2 separate regions of the Homo sapiens genome follow, and region 2 is linked to region 1. The links are chromatin loops, found by intact Hi-C in ENCODE. Cell type or tissue: PC-3. All regions are shown on one strand. Each heading gives the region's core, and the rest is flanking DNA. Links, peaks and the distances in the headings are about the cores only.

The links. Hi-C counts contacts between places; a loop is a spot of excess contacts. Peaks named below come from ENCODE experiments on the same cell type or tissue, not always from the same donor. Only the 100,000 strongest peaks of a DNase experiment are listed, where the experiment ranks them.
Region 2: it touches region 1 in a loop (4-fold over the local background); 5 of 110 quality-filtered maps call a loop at or near these places.

What each region holds. Positions count from the first base shown.
Region 1 is chr10:28,986,935-28,995,268 of GRCh38, forward strand. No RefSeq gene overlaps it. Among named protein-coding and RNA genes, the nearest start is that of C10orf126, 140 kb to the left of the region's middle. RefSeq lists an enhancer at 3,922-5,121 and a silencer at 4,866-5,160. In PC-3, for the core only: a CTCF peak has its summit at 5,009 (motif pointing left); DNase peaks (open chromatin) are centred at 4,587 and 5,087; H3K27ac peaks cover 1,266 bases.
Region 2 is chr10:29,101,589-29,109,922 of GRCh38, forward strand. It overlaps LOC107984171 (a long non-coding RNA gene), which reads left to right. Exons shown (of 5, transcript XR_001747285.1): 4 at 2,350-2,495; 5 at 2,683-3,105. Among named protein-coding and RNA genes, the nearest start is that of LYZL1, 180 kb to the right of the region's middle. In PC-3, for the core only: no CTCF peak of the experiment used is centred there; DNase peaks (open chromatin) are centred at 3,613 and 4,093; H3K4me3 peaks cover 2,527 bases; H3K27ac peaks cover 4,047 bases.

The sequences.
Region 1 (8,334 bases), core at 226-8,225:
CCATGCCCTGCTGGAAGTGGCATTTTTATTCCCACTTTACGTAGGAGCATTTCCTCACCCAAAGCAGAGACTGTTAAAGGGTTGATCCAGGTTTCTCCGGCCTGGGAGACTTTTGGAGTAGAACTTGGGTCTTCCAACTTCCTGTCCCATGCCTGACACCTGACACCATGCTGCCTGCTCAGGGACCATTGCTGACCCATCTTTCACTGCCAGGCCCTCCTCCTCCTCAGAAGACTTTATCTCTCCCTCCTTTAAAGCTGAATTTAGTGACAATATATTTTATTTTTGACTCCCACTGTTTCTTTAGTTTTTTGGTTTTTGTTTTTTAAATTTCAGACAGAGTCTTGCTCTGTCGCTCAGACTGGAGTGCAGTGGCATGATCTCGGCTCACCACAACCTCCGCCTCCCGGGTTCAAGCAATTCTCATGCCTCAGTCTCCCAAGTAGCTGGGACTACAGGCACCTGCCCCCACACCTGGCTAATTTTTTATATTTTTAGTAAGAGATGGGGTTTCCCCATGTTGCCCAGGCTGGTCTCAAACTCCTGATCTCAGGTGATCTGCCTGCCTCGGCCTCCCAAAGTGCTGGGATTACAGGCGTGAGCCACCATGCCCGGCCATAGATTTTTATTATTCAAATACCAATACGTCGTTGTTGTAACGGATTTAAATTATGTATGAGAATATAGAGCCCAGTGTGAAAGGGCCCATTCCTGGCTTGGAGCTTATACATCCTGGCTGCTGTCCTGGGCCACCAGGGAATGTCTGCTTTCCCTCCCTTCCAGTATGTCTTTCCTCCTCCTCTTCCTTTTTTCCTCGTCATCCTCTTCCCTTTCCTCCTTCTCCTCCTTTCTCCTTCCTTCTCCTCTTCCCCTTCTTCTTCCTACTTCTCCTTTTCCCCTTCACTTTCTTTCCCCTCACATCTCTCTTTCTTCTCCCATATGTATTTAAATAAAATAAGGATGTTGTTTTACACAAATAAAAAAATAGTTTTAGAAACATGCCTTGGTGGAAAGCAAGAATTTTTTCAAAACCTTTCTTATATAAAGGAAAACGACACAAAGCCTCCTGTAGTGTAGAGCTGGAGCTAATTTTAGGAAGAAGGAGGATTTGACACACATGAAGGAAAAGAGAAGCTCGTTCGCCACGAGACGTGGGGAGCCAAGACAGGGAGTGAGACAAAATAAAACCCCGTGAGTCACCTTTGAGCTCTCTCCTCCTCCCCATCCCAAATGCAGGCTACCAGCAAATCCTCCCTGCTCTATCTTCATAACATATCCAAAATCTGGCCGGGCACGGTGGCTCATGCCTGTAATCCCAGTGATTTGGGAGGCCGAGGTGGGCGGATCACTTGAGGTCAGGAGTTTGAGACCAGCCTGGCCAACATAACAAAATCCCATTTCTACTAAAAATACAAAAATTAGCCGGGCGTGGTGGTGGGCAGCTGTAACGCCAGCTACTCTGGAGGCTGAGGCACGAGAATTGCTTGAACCCGGGAGGCGGAGGTTGCAGTGAGCTGAGATTGCACCACTGCACTCCAGCCTGGGCAACAGAGCAAGACTCTGTCTCAAAAAACAAAACACACACACACACACACACACACACACACACACACACACATATCCCAAATCCTTCCTTTTTTCATCACCTCCCAACTCACATCCTGGTGCATGCCATGAGCATCTCTTTCCTGGATTTTTGCAGCTGCCCCACTGGTGTGCCAGAGCCAGCTTGTTAAATCACCTGAGCCGAATATGAAGTTTCCAGGAATTCTGCAAGTTAGTTGTTAAATGCAACCATTACTAAAAATTAAACAATATAAACTTATTATTAAATTATATTAAAAACCAAGGTAATAAATATTTAGAAGTCAACGCTTCCTGATTTTACTCCATTTTACGGAGGCCGTTGATCTGTATTGTATTCACATGGTAGGAATACTGTACGATGCCAGGCTGCTGCACATCTCTCCCCAACTCTGCTTTTATTCTTTTTATTGATCTATTTATTTATTTGGAGATAAGGTCTTGCTCTGTCTCCAGGCTGTTAGAGTGCAGTGGTACAATCATGGCTCACTACAGCCTCAAACTCCCGGGTTCAAGTGATCCTCCCGCCTCAGCCTTTCAGGTAGCTAGCACCACAGGTGCATGCCACCATGCCTGATTACTTTTTATTTTGTATTTTGTAGAAATGGGATCTCACTATGTTGCCCAGGCTGGTCTTGAACTCCCGGGCTCAAGCAGTCCTCCCACCTCGGCGTCCCAAAGCACTGGGATTACCAGTGTGAGCCACCATGGCCTGCCTGTTTTCAGCTTTATTGGTGGAAATCAGCTATGGTGGAAGTATGAACACCACAGAAATCACCAAACACTACAAATCAGTAGTGGTCAACACTTTATAAATGCTCACTGGCCGTTTCACTCTGAATGAACAAAAGTCCCCATCTTCTGAAGAACTCACCAGGCCTGAAGCCTCCCCGCAATTCCCAACATACACCTTCTTCCCTAGTCTGGTAAGTTTATCCTACTGAAATACTACACCTGGAAGCCCAGCTAAAGTCTCACCTCTCTAGTGGAACTTTCCTTCTATTTTATTTATCTGGTCTTCCTGTTTTCCAATTCTTTTTATTTCATATACACAGTCTCACACTAACCTGTTCCTCAATGTCTCTGACTTTACTGTAAGTTCATAGACAGAGTCCATACACATTAGGTGCTCAATAAAGGCATATCAGGGGCTGGGCACGGTGGCTCATGCCTGTAATCCCAGCACTTTGGAGGGCTGACATGGGTGGATCACTTGAGCTCAGGAGTTCGTGACCAGCCTGGGCAACATGGTGAAGCCCTGTCTACAAAAATTAGCTGGGCATGGTGGTGCATGCCCGCAGCCCCAGCTACTTGAGAGGCTGAAGTAGGAGGATCGCTTGAGCCTGGGTGGTTGAAGCTGCAGTGTGCAGTGAGCATGTCACGGCACTCCAGACTGGGCAACCGAGCAAGACTCTGTCTCCAAAAAGCAACAACAAAAACAAAAGACAAATCACTGATGCAGGACTAGAGACCTGGCCCAAGATAATGTTACTAAGAGTAGTGAAAACAGATTTAAATATCATTATCATCTGATGGACCTAACCTTTCTGTCATTTGTTTCACTCATTTGCATAACCATCTGTGAGGTAAGCAATATTATCTGAACTTTACAGATGACAAAGTTAAGAAACTTGCCAGGTCAGACGGCTAGTAGGAGGCAGAGCTGGAACTTGAATCTGTGCTCTTTCTAAGAGGAGGAATTACTGGAGGAAAATGACCGAGGTTTCCATGGTAAATTGAATTGTGTTGGGAACTATACATGGTATTGGAGACTGCTCTGGTGGCACCATGAATGCCCTGACTTGGATACTCTTGTTTTCCAGGTAAAGAGACTGTATGTGGTGTTTTGACATTTTTCCAGAATCCCAATGTGCACAAGAGGCTTTCTGGGTGTGAGACATTTGTAACTAGGGGAATTAGTGCTATCCTGTTGGGCTGGCCTCTTGGAAGTGATTTGCCTTGGTTTTTCTCAGTGAGGGGACTGAAGTTGGGGAAAATGACAACAAGGAATTGTAGCCCTTCTTGCTGTGGTTGGCTGTGACAACACATGACACACATCATCCCCTCCACAACCAGAACAGGGATTCATGGGGACCCCAGAAGGCTTGACTGATGGACTAAAATGTGGGCTTTGATGGCCTCCTTCTTTTGGCCCTGCTTTTGTTTTTTATTGTTGTTGTTGTTGTTTGTTTGATTGTTTGTTTTTTCTGAGATAGGGTCTCACTGTTTTTGCAGGCTGGAGTGCAGTGGCATGATCACGGCTCACTGCAGCCTTGATCTCCCCAGGTTCAGGTGATCCTCCCACCTTAGCCTCTCAAGTAACTGGGACTACAGGCACGTGCCACAATGCCCAGCTAGTTTTTGTATTTTTTATAGAGAAAGGGTTGTGTTGCCCAGGCTGGTCTTGAACTTCTGGACTGAAGCCACCCTCCCACCTTGGCTTCCCAAAATGCTGGGACTACAGGTGTGAGCCACCACTCCTGGACTTGGGCCTGCTTTTGAATGATGCCAAGGCCGTCACGGTGGTCTCAAAGTCAAGCAATACAGTCAACCCAGAACCATGTTGGGCTCATCTGATCTTAGAGTCAGCCTCTCTCTGATACATTTAGATCATGTATTAGAACGGCAGCAAAAGGCACATGATTGTAGAGAGGGATGAGCTTTAACCAAGGTTAAAGAGCTTTGGCTCTTACTGGTGATGGTCCTGAAGTCAGTTATTTTGCCTCTCTTTGCCTCGGAGTTTCTTCATTTGCACAATAGGGGTAATGTTAGGATTAAAGGAGATAAAGTATGGGTCTAGTACATGGTCAATGATCATCAAGACGAAGGTTTTCTTGCAGAAATACAGGTCGGGCCCCTCAGCAGGGATTTGGCTGGTCCCACCTGATGTCATTCTTCCCACTAGTTTCAAACTGGGCTGCTCGCCTGTGGCCAGGGAGTGTATTCCAAAGCATTCCTGTTCGCCAGCTCAGGCCTCAGGGCTGCTGTGAAGCTGCAATTCCTTTCATGGAGCTCATGTGTGTGACAGGGTGTGCCCAGCTCTTAAAGTGCTTTGAAGAAAATGCCTTTGTGCTAAAAGCTCTATAAATATAAGGCGCAGACCTGGGCGTGGTGTTTCCAGAATACTCCCAATTTGATGTTAGCTGTCATCAAAGGCTCAGGTCATAGAAAAGTTGGAAATGGGGGTGGTTTGCCAATTCAGTGATTCCCCAAAGCAGAGATGATTGTTTTTTCTTTTTTTTTCCAACTTCCATTGCTTGATGGTACAAGGCCCATGTTGCCTTTCTTGTGTCCAGAACTACACAAACCTGATTTCAAGTATCCTTTTGAAGAATTACCAATTGCATACTCTCTCTCTACCCCTTTCTTCCCCACCCCACCCACCAACCATCCAGAGCCATCCAACAGCTCCTCCTGGTGGCCATTGCGGAGAGAGATTCTCTGATCACACACCTTTACCTTCAGTATGAATGTGCTTCATTCATTTATTCAACCACTTTTTATTGGTTAACTACTATGCACAAGGCATCTTGCTAGATGCTGGAGATACCAATAGAACAAATAGGGTTCCTGCCTTCATGGGGTCACAATTCTGTGAGGAAACAGACAAACAAGTGATTATAATTACACAATGACTGTGTCATAACAAAAGTATGTACAAGAGCATGGGGGAGGAGCAGGAAAGGAACCTAAGGCATGTTGATATTGAAGCTAAGAAGGCCACAACTTCAGGGCCTTCTCATTTGCATGGTCCCCTTCTGAGGCCATATCACATGTGCATATAACACACACACACACACACACACACACACACACACACACACACACATATTTTTTTCAGACAGGGTCTTGGTCTGTCACCCAGGCTGGAGTGCGGTAGCGATCACAGCTCACTGCAGCCTCAAACTCCTGGGGTCAAGCGATCCTCTCGTTTCAGCCTCCGGAGTAGCTGGGATAACAGGTACACACCACCACACCTGGCTAATTTTTGTATTTTTTGTACAGACTGGGTTTTGCTATGTTGCCAAGACTGGTCTCAAACTCCTGGCCTCAAGTGATCCTTCCTCCTCAGCCTCCCAAATTGCTGGAATTATAGGTCTTAGCCACCATCCCTGGCCTATGGTCATAGATTTTTATAAAATTTACAGGAGTAACCCATTTTGAAGGAATCAGTTAAGATTACACTTGTCTTCTGCACTAACACTTACTGTCATATTTCTCCTGTTATTGGGGGACATGGAAGCAGGAAAAGTTGTCTTTGGAACTGGCTTAGGGAGGGTTGAGTTGGGGATAGAATTCATTTGGGTTTAGTGAGGTTTTTTGTTGTTGTTGTTGTTGTTTGTTTTTTTTTTTTCTTTTTTTGAGATGGAGTTTTGCTCTTGTTGCCCAGGCTGGAGTGCAATGGCGCGATCTCAGCTCTCTGCAACCTGCCCCTCCCGAGTTCAAGTGATTCTCCTGCCTCAGCCTCCCGAGTAGCTAGGATTACAGGCATGCGCCACCACACCCGGCGAATTTTGTATTTTTAGTAGAGACGGGGTTTCTCCATGTTGGTCAGGCTGGTCTCGAACTCTTGACCTCAGATGATCGGCCCACCTCAGCCTCTCAAAGTGCTGGGAATACAGGCATGAGCCACCATGCCCGGCCCCTGGGTTTAGTGAGATATTTTTATGGGTTCATAGTTAAGCTATTGTCAGGCTTCCTTGTGTAGGAGCAGCTTCCAGAAATACTTCTATCACCCACCTTTCTGACTCAGCAACGCTGTGACATAAAGCTTCATGATCAGAGGCTACATCACAATTTAAACATGTCTGCTAGCTCCGGACACCAGAGCTAGGTGAACAATGGAGGAGAAACGTGATTTAGATAGATGGAGCCAGAAGCTAGTCTGCGGAATGTTCTTCAAATTATCAGACGTGTCACTTTGTAAGCAGAGGATTTGGTTGTGGGAAAACTTGAGAGAGGCTTCTGCAGATGTGGGAGCAGTTTTCAACACTTTTTTTTTTTTTTGAGACGAAGTCTCACTCTTGTCCCCCAGGTTGGAGTGCAATGGCACGATTTTGGCTCACTGCAGCCTCTGCCTCCTAAGTTCAAGCAATTCCCCTGCCTCAGCCTCCCAAGTAGCTGGGATTACAGGTGCCTGCCACCACGCTCGGCTAATTTTTGTATTTTTAGTAGAGATGGGGTTTCACCATGTTGGCCAGGCTGGTCTCGAACTCCTGACCTCAGGTGATCCGCCCACCTCAGCCTCCCAAAGTGCTGGGATTACAGGTGTGAGCCACCGCATCCGACCCAGTCTTCAATGACATCACTACTGAGTTTTGAAGCTGGAAGACATGTTTTCAAACAATCTATAGGCTAAAGCAAATCACCATAAAGTGTTAGAGCAAAGAGAGTGGATCTTTTTTAATCCTCTGTATAGAAAAAAAAGGTAGAAAATTGTTTTATGAAGAAGAGATCAGCGTTTGCAGCTAAAAAGTAGAGGAAAGAGAACTATTCTAGAGGCATATGAGGCAGTCACTATTTCTGTGGATTTTGTAATATCTGTGGAATTTGTCAGATGTTATTGTGATATGTTATGATTTTATACTCATTCTAAATAAATGTTCATTTTCATGCCTAATTTTTCATTTGTAATTCTGGATTCTTTTCTTTCATACTTCAGACTCTATACAACTTGGATCAGGCCTGGGAAAGAGACCCTAAGTGTGTCCTGGGGAGGACCAGTGGGGCTTCATGGAGGGTCAGTGTGGGTGCCAAGAGATGGAGGAACCTTATGAGTTGGCCAAGGGCAAAGTGAGCAAGGGAATTTCCAGGCAGAGAGGAAAAGTCAAGAGGCCTATGAGAGCCCTTCTGTAGAGGAAAGTGGGATATTGCAACTGAGGGCATGGAAGTGATCAAGGCCCCCAGGCCAGGTCATAGAGAGCTCTTCTGCTGTCCACAGGGTTCCCAAGGGAGGACCCCTGAGCGTTCAGGCAGGGAGTAGGCAGATGCTGATTTGGGGGTCCGCTAACTTTTCCTCTGTCTTTATCACTCAGCTTTTGATGAATTCTACCTTTTCTCATCTCTCTGTACATATCCCCTTAATCTTCCTCCTTCCTCATACTTTTTGGTTAATTCCTTTGACTGCCCTCTTCACTACCCTTCCACACCAAGGAAGGCTTTTTTATTTTTTTAAATTTTTTTCAGAGAGAGTCTTGCTCTGTTGTCCAGGCTGGAGTGCAGTGGCTCGATCTTGGCTTACTGCAACCTCTGCCTCCTGGGTTCAAGCAATTCTCCTGCCTCAGCCTCCTGAGTAGCTGGGATTACAGGTGCCCACCACCACGCCTGGCTAGTTTTTGTATTTTTTTTAGTAGAGACAGGGTTTCACCATGTTGGCCGGGCTGGTCTCAAACTCCTGACCTCAAGCAATCCTCCTGCCCCAACCTCCCAAAGTGCTCGGATTACAGGTGTGAGTCACCGCACCCGGCCCAAGTAGTGCTTTTTTGTCTCTCTCCTGTTGATTGTGAAATAGGAATGACTACAATCACCAAAGGAACTAACACAATGTTAGTGAGTACCCATAAGTGTTCAGTGCTGAGTAAGTAGTTGATAATTAAAATGGTAAAGGTATTGCCCTCAAGAATCCTGTTGGCTATGGGGAGATTCAGCTAAACAAGCAAACAGATATCTGATTTTTAATAAATGCGAGAAAAGAAACCATGTACTGTACCACAGTTGATTTATCCATTCATCCATCAATGGACATTTGGC
Region 2 (8,334 bases), core at 161-8,160, 110 kb after region 1:
AGGCGGGCGGGTCACGAGGTCAGGAGATCGAGACCATCCTGGCTAACACGGTGAAACCCCGTCTCTACTAAAAATAGAAAAAATTAGCCAGGCGTGGTAGCGGGTGCCTGTAGCCCCAGCTACTCGGGAGGCTGAGACAGGAGAATGGCGTGAATCCGGGAGGCAGAGCTTGCAGTGAGCCGAGATCATGCCACTGCAATCCAGCCTGGGCGACAGAGTGAGACTCCATCTAAAAAAAAAAAAAGACAAATTGTTCTAGCAGCAGTTCACTTAGTGGACATTTAAACCCTGTTTCACCCAGCAATGGGAACACTGCAGCCCCATAACCTTGGGCTGGGGTGGGACTCCTGGGGAAGGGTGATGTCTGGGTGGTTTCCAGAAGCTTTGTGCTGTGTGTTTCGGACCCTTATCTCTGGAATTAAGTTGCTGAGTATGAATGAGGCTGACATAGAAAAGCTCTGTTTAATCACAATCCTTAGCCGAATTCTTGGTGGTGTGAGTTTGGGGAAGGAGGAGTGCATAAAAGCGATAGCATTGTATACCAGTGTCCTGGTATTGTTGCATCCCTGACTCCTTCCCGCCACACACCCCCCTCGCCGCCCCACACACACACACTCAGAGCCATTTTTAAAAGGAATCCCAGTTAAGGTAAGCATAATACCTTAAAAGCAAAGCCTTATCTTCTCTTTCCATCAAGCTCCCTTGAAAGAGCACGCTGTCTGGCTGGTAGTTCTCTAGGAATCTGTTTTCTTTGTGGCAGCTGCTGAACCCAATGAATCAAGCCAATAAACTATTTTGACAGCATCTGCTTCTTTTATTCTTCCTTCTCTCCAATCCTGGCCCCAATCTAAAAGCCTCAGACACCATCCCTTCCTTCCCCCACGCTGAAGCAGACAGCCTCTGTAACTAGTTAATGGTGCCATTCTTCAGCAAATCTGAAGGCCTTGGCAGGAGCCCAGGGGCCATGGGGAAATCGAGTTCTGTTTTCCAATTGACACACTGACAGAGGCATTCGTCCAACTGGGCACCCCCTCTCCAGAGGAGGCTGGCTATATGGAGAGTGTGGCAGGGCCATCTATCCCCAATTGTGTCCTCTAATGAATTGTCACCACCTCTGACTTTCAACCATTTATTCTTTTGAGCCTTGTTGTAGTCTTTCAGAGTTTTCCATAAAAATCTCCGTCCCCAGAGAAATGCAGTAACACCTAAACACCTAGCAGGGTGAGTCAGTACCTGGCTAGGTCACAGGGACTAAGGGGATTGGGTTACTGTGTGGGTGGAGTTCTGGACAAGGAGAGCTGTTTAAGGGTGATGGTGAGGAGAGATGAGAGGAGGGCACCGCAGGCCTGTCCGGGCTCCCACTCCAGCTGGCCTGGGTTAGACAACCACAACTTAGCAGTGCTACCATGAATGCATAAGGATGGCCTGACATCTGGGAGAAATAATGAGTTTCTAACTTCCCAAGTTTCTATACGTTCATTTTAAATGTGGAGAAAATGCAAAGGTGCAGTGTGATGGTGTGAAAATTCATGAGTTAAATTCCTAACCCCTAAGGCGAAGCCTCGATTATAAAGGTGGAACCCTGATGAATGGGATTAGTGCCTTTATAAGAGACCCCACAGAACTAGCTTGCTCCTTCCCCCATGTGAGGACACAGCCAGAAGGCACCGGCTTCTGGTTTCTATAAACCAGAAGGCAGGTCTTCACCAGACATTGAATCTGCTGATCGCGTGCTCTTGGACTTTCCAGCCTCCAGAACTGTGAGAAACAAATTTTTGTTATTTAAAGTTTCCCATTTTATGGTATTTTGTTATAGTAGCCTGAATAGTCTAAGACATTGGGTTATTGTTACAACAACAGGTAGATTCTTTGATTTCTAGGAGAGTCTTTCCAGAAAAATAAGACCACTAATACAGAGGCTTTATATTCTATAGAGGAATTTACAGACTGGTAACGGAAAAGATAGGCATATTGTTTTAGTCTATTCATGCTGCCATAACAAAACATCTTAGACTGGGTAATTTATAAAAAGCATAAACTTATTGCTGACAACTATGCAAACCGGGAAATCAGGGTTATGGAGACTAGGGAAGTCTAAGCTGGGGGATTAGCAGGTTTGGTGTCTGGTGAGAGCCCAGACACTGCTTCCACGGTGGCGCCTTCAACGTGGCATCCTCCTGAGAGGCAAGGAGGAACACTGTGCCCTATATGGTAGAAGGCTGAAAGGACAAAAAAGGGCTGAATGTTGTGGGAAACCCCTTTTATAAGGACATACAATAAATCCAGAGAGCTTGGAAGCTGACTGGTTTCTTTTTATGTGTGCCAAGATTATTGGTATTATCTTTACAGGAAAAGGTGGCTGTGGCCATTACCAAGTTATTAAAACCACAGAGATCTTGACTTGTATGGACTGAGATGAGGCTTCCATCAGCATCTCGCATAAATAACATAACACTGATGCAGCAGATGAACATGGAATCAGTGACATCCACAAGGTAAGACCTTTTCTTCTTTGCCTTGGGCTCATCTAGACCCCTGTGGCAGGAGATTCTGAAGCGTGGAACATTACTGATTCTGAAATGATACAATTTATGCCCTGACTAAGCAAGGTCCACCTTTGGTTATAAACATTGGATCCATCATAAAGTTATTAAGCCAAGATCATGTTTTTGGACCCTGAAGAAGACAATAGGCTTGGAGGAGAAACAGACCTTGACTTCAAGACACAACGCAGAGGGAAATATCGCTGATACAAAGCTTGAAGATGATCATCTATGTACCCATCGGGACATTTTTAAAGGGACAAGTGGAATGAGCGAAGACTTTGAAGACAGTCTTGTCTGCCAGGCACTCAGATCATCAGGAAGCAGAAAAGGAGATGCAAGATCAGGTTGAGAGGTATTTTGTGCAGGAATACACATTCAGTGTTATAATGTAATTGAAAAAGAGTCTATTTCAGAGGCATCAGCTTCACAGCCACCATGGTTTAACCTCACCTGTGGTGTGAGATGGACAGTGGGTATGGGTGGCCCCTCCTATGGGTGGGAAGCACAGTGATGTGTTGGGCACCTGAGCAGGGCTGCCAAGATTTTCTAAAGCATTCTGTGGACCATTCTGTGAGCCCCTACAAGGGGTTCTGAGCTCCTTGCCCTGGGATTTGATCCAATGGACCTATCTAACTGGTATCTCCAATGTCAGAGGTGAGTGAGAGCTTCTGTTTGTTTGAACTCTGCCTGACCTCAGTCTCAGTGCTTATTTTGAACCAGGAACTAAATGTAGAGGAAAAGTATGGAGGACAAAGTGCACAATTATTTTCTCTTGGACAGATCTTCGACGTCCTGCTTTTCCCTGGGGAGCACTTTCCCTGGATGCAGGTAGACACAACTTCTTTCTCCTAATATGCCCACCCTGCATTCTCCCTTCGCCCTGGTCTTTTCTCATGATTTTGGGAAAGTTCCAGACAGTCTCTCTGACTGGCAGCAGGAAAAACACAGTGCAATATAATATATTGTGTATATTTAGCATGACGTGTAAATATTTTATAGAAGCTAAAGTAAATAATATATATATTTGTAATGTCAGTGTAAATATTTGATAGGCTGCAGTAGGAATCCAGTATGTTTGGAGCTGGGCACAGCACCAGTGGGAGGAAGGGACAAGGTCAAATCAGAGGGCAACCTGTTCATGACGTATCTGAAAACATCTCTTTTTCTCCTTCTGCCTGGCTGCTGCTTTGAACGCTTGACTCTCAACATTCAAATATTCTCACGTGAATTATCCACAGCAATTCAAGACCAAGCCCTATAGCTTTAGAGGCTGCTGGAAAGAGAGCAGCATGTAAGATCCTAAATAACTGGCTGAATTATATTTATTCATTTGTTGACTTGTTTACTGTCTATCTCATCCATACAATAGAAATTCCTGGAAGGCCCATCTTGCCTATTATCATATCTCCAGTGCATAAAACAGTTCCTGACACATAGTAGACACTCTGTAAATAATTCTGGACTGAATAAATGGTGAGATTTGATGCCAAACTGAGGAGAAAAAAACTGCAACCCCAGCCCTCCCTGAAAGGGCCAACATTTTAAATCCATTAGTCATGCAAACCTTGAGGGTGAGTTTATTTAAATTAGTGATAAGAACTAGCTGAAGTTAGCTATGTGACAGGCTGATGTTGTTTCACTGGAAGGGGAAGAAGGTATTTGGGGCCCTAGGGCTCCACGGTGAGGTCCACGCCAGAAGAGTTGTCTAGGAGGCCATGGAGGTAGTGAGGGGCACAAGGCAGATGGGGATAAAGAAGCAGAAAATCTACAGCAGAAGATGAGAGGGAAGTGGAAGACACTAGAATATCTTTACCACCTCCCAAATTTTCCAGGACAACCTCTTTACATGCATGACTATGAGTAAGTGTTTCAACATTAAATGCAACCTACTGTTAGCTTTCCCGGGACTAGTTACCCAGAAGGTTTTACTTCATCTAAAATGCAACCAATAATAGCATTCATAGCAAATGCTTATGTTGTATTTACCCAGACACTATTCACATTGTTCTACACGCATGAATGCATTTCACCCTTAGAACCCCCAAGTAGAGGAAAAAGAAATTCAGGAGATTATGTGACTGAATTATCTAGGGATGATCATGAGCTACGTTCCTTTCACCTGTGAGTATCAAATACTACTGGTGTCAGTAGAGGCAACATGTCCCTCTTTCTAGATGCTCCTCTTCCTGTGTGTGTTGTGTTGGGTTGTGGGGGAAGTCTTAGTGAGAAGTTCCTGGACTTAAGAAAGGTAGAGTAGCTCCCAGGTAAACAGAACCTGCTTGGAAACAGGTCTAATCTCTTACAAAATCACAGAGCCCAAAGAATGTAAAGGCCCTGAGAGGAACTAAGTCTAATAGCTCCACCGAGTGATGCACGGAGAGTTCCCGGAACAGTCCTTCAGCTTGCTGGCTGCACAGGAAACTGTGTGATGTGTGCTGTACCCACATTTCTCATCTGTCCTCAGAACACAGTAAATATCAGCTGGCTTTGCTCATCGGAGAGGTGTGGGGTATGGAAGGGACAAGAGAAGAGAGAAAGGGAGACAATAGAACAATAACTGATCTCTCCTTTCTGGTATTACTGTTATAACAGCACAATGGCAATTGAGCAATCAATTCCAAACTTTTAAAAGTCTTTTTCTTTTCTCAACTTAAAATCAAAGCTTGCGCTGGGCGTGGTGGCTCACACCTATAATCCCAGCACTTTGGGAGGCCAAGGCTGGTGGATCACCAGGTCAAGAGATCAAGACCATCCTGGCCAATATGAAACCCCATCTCTACTAAAAATACAAAAATTAGCTGGGCGTGGTGGCACGTGCCTGTAATCCCAGCTACTCGGGAAGCTGAGGCAGGAGAATCGCTTGAACCCAGGAGGCAGAGGTTGCAGTGAGCCAAGATCGTGCCCTGCACTCCAGTCTGGTGACAGAGCAAGACTCCATCTCAAAAAAATAAAAATAAAATAAAATCAAAGCTTGAAGTTCTTACACCATGGCACCAGCAAAGACATGTGCTGTCTTGTCACTGTGCCCAACAGAACAGATGACTTCTTTCCCATATCCCACCCGATGATGTTCTGAGATGGTTTTGAAATGTTGTCTAGACCACAGTGGGCCTGTCTTACAAACCGCACCTCTGTCAGTGGTGTACCCACACCCGTGTCACTCTATCCGTGGCCCTGAAGTGCTGTGGATGAGGGCCACAAGTGAGCTAGATGTCTCAGAAGACAAAGAGAGAGGCACCTTGTGGGACAGTGTTTAAATATTCTCAGTGCCAGAGAGGAAGCTGGGACCCAGCAGAGGTCTGAGTTGACATGCTGGGCCCTCTCTAAGGCCAGCTGTTGGGGACCAGGTCCTCAAGTCCTGCCATTGAGACAAGGCAAACGGAACACATTTCCTCTTCTTTCCACATTTGTACCAATAGCCTGGACTGAGTGTCGGGGTCATCTTGGTGCACGTTCAAGTCCTTCATTCTTGACAGGTGCTAACTCAGAGAACTCGGTGGGGCCCAGGTCCAACACAGCCAGGTGAGCTGACTCCAGAGCCAGATCAGAGCTGGGCTTGGGAACCAAAATCCAAGCAATTTATTGAGTCCTCAAAGAAACACTGAACTTTATTTCACTGAACTACACTTGTAGACCAATGCATTGTAGTGGGACCTTCAGCACCATGGAATCAGACTCAGAGTGTTTCATTTTGTTTTCTTTTTCTAGTCTTATTTTTTGCTTTGTCTTACTTTGACTAGCTTTGTTTCACCTTGTTAGGCAGAAAATTCAAGGAACAAGATGATTCCCTTTAGTTTGATATGGATAAATAAACATTAAATGAGCAAACTACTGCTTGCTAGACTTATGTTGCCTCTGTGGATTGAGATATGAATCAAACATACATTCAACATTTATGTGGCAAGGACTAGAGAAAAAAAAGTACACAAGGAGCAATAGGACAAGGAGAACAGGTTCCCAACCCAGACAGGAGAAACAGAAAAGCTACCTGGAGAGGTGACATTGACATTGAAGTTGACTGAGTTTCTGCAGTTGTATTTTTTAACCTGCAAGGCCATTGACAATGCAGAAGAACCCAGATTTCAAGAGAAACAGAGCTAGATTCAGACAACACCTCCACCACCACTTACTGTCTGCATCAGTCAGGGTAAGCTACATGCTGTAACAAACAGCCCTCGAGAGCTAACCTAGGGCATGCTTATTTCTTGCTCATAACACAGTCCAGTGCAATGCAGTGGGGTTCTGCTTCATATGGGCAGTCACGCTTCTTCTATGCTTTCTCCCATTCTAGGGCCTCATCTTCTTCAGCATTAAGTTATAGATGGGGGAAGGGGGAGATGGTAGAGAAGACCCATTTGCTTTTAAGCTGCCTCAGGCAAGAAGTGGCCTACATCTCTCCCACTCACTCTCCATTGGTGAGAACCAGCCACATGGCCCTGCCTAGATGCCAGGGGACTAGAAGTGCAGTATAGCTGTGGGCCCAGGAAGGGGATATTAGTGAGTGTTAGCAACCTCTGCCACAGCAGCCATATCAGATCAGTGAGGTTACCAAACCTCTGTGAATTCTGAATGCTGTCGCTGAAGCTGAGACCAGTTTCTATTGACTAGGTAAAGCAAAGACATGTATTTTTGGCCTCTGCACACTTCTTGGTGACTTGGGAGAACTTCAATCATATGCTGTCACCATCATAATCATCATCCGGTCAACAAGCACATTGCCAGGCATGGTGCTGGTGTGGGAATACAGCTGTGGACCAGAGAGGTTGGGTCCCTGGCCTGATAGAGCTGAGAGGTATCACATCCTTAGACCAGAATATGACATATTGCAGGATTCTTGGTATTCTAACTTTGAGAAATCCTTTAGAGTGAATTTTATGTATATTGAGGGTGTAAAGTTCTTATACCTTTCTTTAAGCAGATGAATTCATGGTTGCCTCTAACCTCTGGGTCGCATGTGTTTTCTTGGAGCACTGAAATGTTGCTTTTTTTTTTTTCATGCCTGAGGGTAACAGAAGACCAGGTCATGAGGCATGACCTCGCCCTGCTATTTTGCTTCCAGAGTGTAAGGTCGTCTGCTATAAAATACTCCAGATATGTTTCTTGGTACAACATGTCTTGAAAATTATATGCTTTCAACTTAAAGCATAATTGGGTACCAGAAACAAATGTTCGTGCTGCTTTATAACATGTTTCTCATAGCCTGTGGCCTTTTGTCCCAACTCCTCCCGCTCCATGAGGGCACAACTGTTTCAGAAAAGAGATTAAACCTCAAAAGAATCTGAGAGTAACCTTGGAGTGGCTACAGATTTTTCAGGAAAGCTCTGTCTCCATTGCAGGCTGGATAGTGTTACTCTGCACGACATTTGTCACTGAATCTGGAGTGGCTGTGTTTTTACAGACAATTGGGATTTTTTTTAAAAAAAGGAAAGATAAAATTTATGGATATCCCGTGGTCTTCCCAGTAGCCAGACAGCGATAATCTGACAATGCTAATCTTTAGCGTTAAGGGTTTGGAAACTACAGACTAGCCCTTTGGGAAACTGATAATAAAACATTTAAAAGAAATCAAAGAGCAAATATCAAACAAGCAATGCCTCTTCCATCATCTGTGCTGTTGTCTATGTAATCCTCCAAACTTTAGTTTGAGAGATCACTTGAAATTCTGGGAGTCTTTCAGGAGATTATCGGTATCAGTTAAGGCTTTGAAGTAGGGGCTGCTGGCATCTCATTACTGACAGAGATCAAAAACCAAAGCTGGAGTGCAGTCCCCGGCTGTAGGGCCTCATTC